Regions from separate parts of the Homo sapiens genome. Here region 2 is linked to region 1. The links are chromatin contacts, found by Hi-C or POLR2A ChIA-PET in ENCODE. All regions are on one chromosome and are shown on one strand. Each heading gives the region's core, a stretch centred on a gene start or an enhancer-like site at or near the end of the contact. The rest is flanking DNA. Distances are from core to core; before and after follow the strand shown.

Region 1 (3,303 bases), core at 695-3,194:
TCCATCCTGAGTCACTGGGAATGTGGTCTAAACCCTCACTATTAATATGAACTGAGTTTCAATAAGAATCTTATATGGGTCGGGCATAGTGGCTCATACCTTTGATCCCAGCACTTCAGGAGGCCAAGGCAGGTGGATTGCTTGACCCAGACTAGGCAACATGGTGAAACGCCGCCTCTACAAAAAATACAAAACTTAGCCAGGCATGGTGGTGCGTGCCTGTGGTCACAGCCACTCGAGAGGCTGAGGTGGGAGGATCACTTGAGCCTGGGAGGTGGAGGTCGTGTTGAGCCAAGATCGCACCACTGCACTCCAGCCTGGGCAACAGAGTGAGACCTGTCTCAAAAAAACCAAAATCCAGAAAAGAACTTATATGGCTGCAGAGGTATAATCACTAAGGAAATTTCCTTTTGTATAATCTTTTTTCTTTTACTATCATTTAAAAAAATGTGTTATATTTCTGAAGCAACACATCCAGGTTCTGCACATAGCAGCCAAAGTGACCTTAAAGAATATAACTGGGTCTTGTCATTCCCTTATTTAAACTCTTGTACCCATTTCCCAGTGCCGTTTAGATAGAGATTCCAGACTCGTCAATGGCTCTGTCACCTCAGACACCCTGCATTGACTCATTAGTCTGATTAGAGTCAGGTTTTTCTTCCTCCTGATGGTTTTTTTTTCCCCCTTAGTTCTCAGCGGAACAGTCACTTCCTTAGGGAGGTTTCCCCAGCCACCCTCTGAGGCCGTGCTTGTTGCCAGACTCTGCCACTAGAGGGCAGGGCTGCACCACTCCTGGCACCTCGCACCCGGCCTGCCCTGTCACTCTGTGTGTTGGGTGAATTCCTGTGATCTGTGACTCACTGCTCTGTGTCCTACACATTCGGCTTTTCTTCTCTCCCCACAACCCCATTTTATAATTCTCCTTTTTCAGGAAAGCTTTATTCCCATTTAAAAATTTTTGTTTTTAAAATGGTATTTTCTTACACTTATTTTCTAATTAAAAATGAGTGTTTTAAGAAGTATTATGATTTACTGCAAATAATTTTTAAACCCAGCCTTTTAGATCCTCTGTGATCATAAGAGAAATGAAGGATGTCTCCCAACACTTGAGCTTCATCCACATTTCATCCTCCTGTTCTTTCAGCTGAGTTTTCCCCATCCCATTAGGGACTGTTGGAATATAAAACTGGCTTTTCCCTAACAGGGAATGAATTGCTTCTGTTTCTCCTGAAGGAGAGCTGGAAGAATGACTTGCGTTCTTTTGCATACACAGGCCTTACCTGGTGAACCTTCTGCCGTGCCTGACTCGAACAAGCAAGAGACCCGAAGAATCAGTCCAGGAGACCTTGGCTGCAGCTGTTCCCAAAATTATGGCTTCTTTTGGCAATTTTGCAAATGACAATGAAATTAAGGTATGATTGTTGCCTCAGGTCACAAACATGCGAGTGATGCTGTGAGTGAGTCTGTGGAGGGTGAGGGCTTCTGAACAGGGAGTCCTGTGGGAGTGCTTCTTGGGGTATGTTGTATGTCGTAATTTAGACTACCATCATTTGTGTTATTTTTGAGGCACCTAAGGACTTCTTTCCACTTCTCATTTCTTACTGTGGGGTGAAGAGTTGAATTGGGAGATGGTTTCTAGATGCAAATTGAAAAGGCATTTTTCCAGAGCAGATTTGTTTTCGGCGTACTAGAGTGACTCTTTAACCTAGCTGCGGGAAGATGACTGTGCCAAGACTGCAGGTAGGAGAAAGCTCACTGACGAGGCCTTGTGGGTCTGAACGTCCTGCAGCTATCAGAGCCTGTTGGCTTCCTGTTGTGCATTCCAACAAATCATCTTCAAACCCACTTTAGTGTTTTGTTTATAATGTCCAGAAATAGTGACCCTGTCACATGCTCTACAGATTACAGGATTCTTAGCCTCTTCCTTTTTGGTAGGTCAGTCCTGGGTTTGAGCCCAAGTGACCCTCCTGGGAGGTGATGATACACACTGGGTAGAGTGGAATCAGATGGACTTGGATTAGAATTCTGTCCTCTTTACTAGTTATTTTCCTCTAGGCAAACTGCCCAACAGCTCTAAGCTATTTCCTTCGTATTCTGAAAAATAAGCCTTAATGGGACCCATATAGGGCAACTCTGAGAGTAAAATAAAGGAATATGTGTTAGAGTGTAGCATAGTCACCCACGGGAAGGGCTTAGATGTTAGCTGCTACTGCTCTTATTAGCTGAATGATTTGGAATAAACTGTTAGCCTCTCTCATGTTTTTTCTCTTGAGCTTCGAAGTTTTCTTGTTAATACTAAGGAGATATTCAAACTAGTCATGGGGTTTTGGAATGACGAAGGGAGATGATGAATCTAAAGAATTTAGTGTAATATTTCTTCATGCTCAGTAAATGGTAGTTTCTGCTGCTGTTATTTTTATTACCATCTCTTTGGAATGGGAGTAGGTGCTCCTTTGTGGTCAGAGGCTGTGAGAGCTCCACAGCGCCAGTTTGCCCATCTGTACACTGGGGTCTGTTGAAGGCAGTCCCCTCTGTGATATCTCTGGCTGTCAGAGCTCAGATGATAGATGGTATTTTTGTACTCTTAGTTCTCATCATTTTCATGATTTCGATCACCATTTGAGTATGATGATGCTAACACTTTGTTGAACGTAGAATCCGTTAATTACTTCCTTCCTGAACCTTTGGCATTAAAAAAAATCTATTCTGCTACCTCTCTGCTCATTTATGGTTATTCAAATTTATTATCAAGAGCCTGGTACAGTGGCTTGTGCCTATAATTGTAGCTACTTGGGAGGCTGAGGTAGGAGGATTGCTTGAGGCCAGGAGTTTGAGACCAGCCTGGGCAAGATAGTGAGACCCTATCTCTAAAAAAACTGAAAAAAAATTAGCTGGACATGATGGCATGTGCCTGTGGTCCTAGCTACTCAGGAGGCTGAGACAGGAGGCTCGGTTGAGCCCAGGAGTTGGAGTTCGAGGCTACACTGAGCTGTGATTGTGCCACCACACTCCAGCATGGGTGGTAAAACAAGATGCCATTTCTTAAAAAAAAAAAATATATATATATATATTATCAATGAAATTCAGTAGTACCAACAGGATTATAAACAAAGATAGTAGTTCCCTTCCTACTTTTTCTCTTAATCCTTGTGTCTCACAGGCAAACATAACTCTTAGTATTTCTTCCAATATTTACTTTCATGTTTCTTTCTTTCTTTCTTTTTTTTTCTTTGAGATGGAGTTTTGCTCTTGTTGCCAAGGCTGGAGTGCAATGACGCAATCTTGGCTCACCACAACCTCTGT
Region 2 (3,452 bases), core at 142-2,641, 210 kb after region 1:
CTTTCTCCTTGAAATTCAAAGTGACCTGGACAGTGGGGAGTATGATGCCATTTTAGATAATTGGCAGTGGTGCTTATGGTCCTCAGCGGACCTGAGAGACAGATAATGCTGTCGTCCCCATCCCACCAGTGAATGGACTCCTCCTTGGGGCGGGTGACATGGGGGAATAGGTGGGGTTGTGATGCCAGCCTTGGGCTTCTTTGCAGTGAAGATGAGGGTCCTGGCTGTTCCCACCCACACTGGAGCAGAGCAGAAGGGGAGCTAGCATGTCCTCAGGGTTGGAAATAACGGTGTGGCGGTCACTGCTTTGCAGAGTGCATCCTTACCTTGATAGGAATCCTGAGGCCATCAGGCCAGGCGATTGAGGTTTGGCTGTCAGGTGACTTGCTCACAGTCACAGGGCATGTGAGTGCTGGGACCAAGACAGCCCTGGCGCTCCGTGTGGGATTTGGAGTGGCCTTCATAATGTGGCGTGATACACTATCTAAAAATAAACAGGTAGTAACGTGTTGTGTTTTATGGGTTCCTGCTGTAATCTCTTGAGGTTTAAGTGTTGCTGTTTACTTTGCCAAGTGGGCCTCCCTGTGTAGTTAGGTGAGTCTGATCCCATAGCCTCCCCAGTTAGAGCAGCAGAAGCTTCCAGGGGTCATGAGGCGGCCACAAGATGGGTCCGGACGTCGCCGTGGACAGGTCTGCAGAGTTTCGAAGGTGGCCGTGACCGTCCGCAGCGATCAGGGCCCCACCTGGACGCTGGCCTGTGCTGAGAGAAGGGGCCAGCAGGGATGCAGGAAGTGCCTGGAAGTTAGAAGAAGCAGCAGAGTTGGCACAGGGAGGGAGAGAGCAGAGGAGGCCCCTGGAGGGTGCCATGGTGTCAGGCAGCGAGCTTCACGTGACTCCGGATTCTTAGTGACGGGGACTTCAGGGCTTTACTTTGCACAAACTCAGGTGGAATCAGTCAGGATCCAGCCAGGAGACAGGAAACGCAGCAGTAATTTGAACAGGAAAAATTCAGTATACAGAATCGTTAACAAAGGAAAAGAAGGTTAGCTGCTGAAAGAGAAAAGAAAGGCTAAGGTCATCAGTGTGGAAAGGGGCTGAGTCTAGAAAAGTGGGCGTGGGAGGCTTAGATACCCAGAGTAGGGGCCTTATCTGACAGGACTGTGAGTCCATCGCAGCTGTGAGAGAGTGAAGCAGCTCCAGGTGAGGATTGGTGGCTGTCCCCAGTCCCCAGGAAAAACGATGTGGGACCCTCACATGCCAGTCCACCCCACTCCATCTGGGAGGCAGTGCCTGTGCCCATTGCTGAACATTGAGCCCCTGGGCAGGAGCCATGTGGTCTTCAAGGCCCAGTGCCAGGATCAGAAGCTGGGCACGGCAGGGTGGGTTTGGCGCTGAGAAGAAATGCCTTGGTGTCTGGCACAGTGCCCCGTTAGGCTACCCAGCGTCTGTATGCACCCTTCTTCAGCACCCCCAAGGGCATCTCACTCCCAGCTTCTGCTTTTGAGTCCGCCTTGGCTTGCCTGCACCCCAGGGCAGGGTTTTCTGTGGCTGTGGAGCAGCTCCGGCCTGGACAGCCACGTCAGCTCCTCCCCCCAGTGGACTGCAGGCATGTGGTGTCCAGCGCGCTCTGAGGCCCAGGCCTGGGCAGGGGCCCCTGCTGACGGTGTCCTTGGCTTAGGCACTCGCCCTTAGCCCTAGAACAATCTTCAGCATTCCCTCTACACAGTTATTACTAGTTCTATGAATGTTAAACGTTCCCTTTGAAATTACTGGCACCAGCCTTTCTTAATCTGTATGCAAAATAAGCTGACTATTAGAAGAAATATAATACTGCATCTAGTCACAAGTTGGTCTCTAAGGCCAATAGTTCTGTGTCCTAACTGCCACCAGATTCTCCATTGTTGTCCTTTGCCAACGCTTTTGTCACTGCCGCCTCCATCCTGCTGTCTGCAGGCTCAGCCCGGGTTTCCGCCCTCAGTGGCCACTTGCTCCTGTGAAAGCCTGGGGACCAGCGAGCCAGACCCCTTGTTGCTCGGCATTTCTACGTCTCCTTGGTGAGATGGAAAGCTCTAACCCCCTGCACACCGAGCCACGTGGTGACCTTGTGCCAGCTCATCCTTGTCAGCTTCTCCCTCCTCTGGGGAGGAGCAAGGAAGGGGAGCTGAGTTACTTGTAGACTCGCTGAGGGTCTGAAATTCTTGAAGTGGGTGAGATGATGTTTGGAAGTGGACTGCTTTCCCTTTTGTGTAGTTTGCTCTTTGTCTCTGCCTAATGTCTGTAGCCAGCACAAGCTGGTTCTCATGGAGATAAGCATTCAGGCCTGTGACTAACAAAAGGGGCTGATGTGAAAGAGAACCCAGGATCTCGAAATGCTTCTGTCATCAAAAATGATTGCCTTGTGTTTCATTTAAGGCAAGCGTGTTTAATTCTGTGTCTCTGCAAACTGACTCAAAGTTATATTAATTAATTAAATTAATTAATTAAAATACCTGGTTAAGTAGCAGCACCCAAATTCTTAAAATTTCCATACAATGGATTTTGGAAATTTTAAAAATGAAAATATGTTATTTGTGATATGTAAAGGATTGATTGGTGTAATTTTGAAATGAATGAATACATATTTTTAAATTCCTCAGTTTAATTTCTGGTATGAGAAACATCAGTAGCTGAAACCCACAAAAATAAAGACTCGCTGAGGTGCTCAGTCGTTTGTAGGTACTCCCAGGAGTCCTGAGACCACAGCACTTGAGGACTGCTGCCCGCAGAAGGTTGGATTTGCAGGAGTGAGTTCCTTCTCAACTGTTGCTTACTGAGATAAGACCATTAACAGAGAATGGAGAAATACCTTATGGGTGTACTGGAGTACCCGAGAGCTACATCTGAGTGAGATAGTGGTACCTGCATCACCTGAAGTACATCTGAAAATCGCGCTCATAAAAAAGGCAAAATACAGAAGCCTCAAGCCCGTGAGCAGCGCAGTCTGCTGTCCAGGGTGGCGCGTGCCCCTCGGTGGGAGGACAAGCCAGGGGCGAGCGGGAGGACGAGCAAGCACCAGGCTGGGGGGCCTCTCCCGGGAGGGGTGCCGTGGCGCCTCGCTCGTGTTGGTGCAGTTTTATTTCTTGCGGTGCAGTGTGTTGGTGGGTGCTCATCATCTCATTCTCCACCATTTGTTCATGACGACATACCCAAAGGTACAATCACAGACACAATGCGAACAGCACTGTAAGAGTCAGAGCCTTAGATGCTGCTGCTGCCTCTGCCCCGCTCCGCGCGGGGAGCTGCAGTTCAGAGTTCGCTTCCTTTCATGGACTTACTCTGTTTGCACAGGCTCTTGGATATTCTCTTCCTTTTCCTTCCCTTTATTGAAAATACATGTGACATACTGCTGTGAGTTACTTTTTTCTAAAACAAATTTCTCATGTACATAGTTATATATCAATTTTAAAAACTCT

Evidence for each region. A loop is a pair of places that touch in the nucleus more often than their neighbours do. ChIA-PET counts read pairs that join two places held with the same protein, here RNA polymerase II (POLR2A). Pooled maps may share reads with other maps.
Region 2: a map of K562 shows a loop between it and region 1 (2.1-fold over the local background). The contact joins two enhancer-like sites. A Hi-C loop is called at or near these places in 4 of 168 maps with a recorded cell type or tissue (K562, endothelial cell of umbilical vein, heart right ventricle and 1 more) and 2 of 50 pooled maps. POLR2A ChIA-PET finds 5 or more read pairs at or near these places in 1 of 52 experiments (activated CD4-positive, alpha-beta memory T cell).

Annotation. Positions count from the first base shown.
Region 1 is chr4:3,106,012-3,109,314 of GRCh38, forward strand. HTT (huntingtin) reads left to right here. Exons shown (of 67, transcript NM_001388492.1): 6 at 1,274-1,412. Among named protein-coding and RNA genes, the nearest start is that of HTT, 33 kb to the left of the region's middle. Within about 2 kb of position 1,945, at least 8 of the 41 ENCODE cell types and tissues checked have a DNase peak (open chromatin) inside an H3K27ac peak, as active enhancers do.
Region 2 is chr4:3,320,125-3,323,576 of GRCh38, forward strand. The region is part of intron 2 of RGS12 (regulator of G protein signaling 12); the gene reads left to right. Among named protein-coding and RNA genes, the nearest start is that of RGS12, 29 kb to the left of the region's middle. Within about 2 kb of position 1,392, at least 7 of the 41 ENCODE cell types and tissues checked have a DNase peak (open chromatin) inside an H3K27ac peak, as active enhancers do.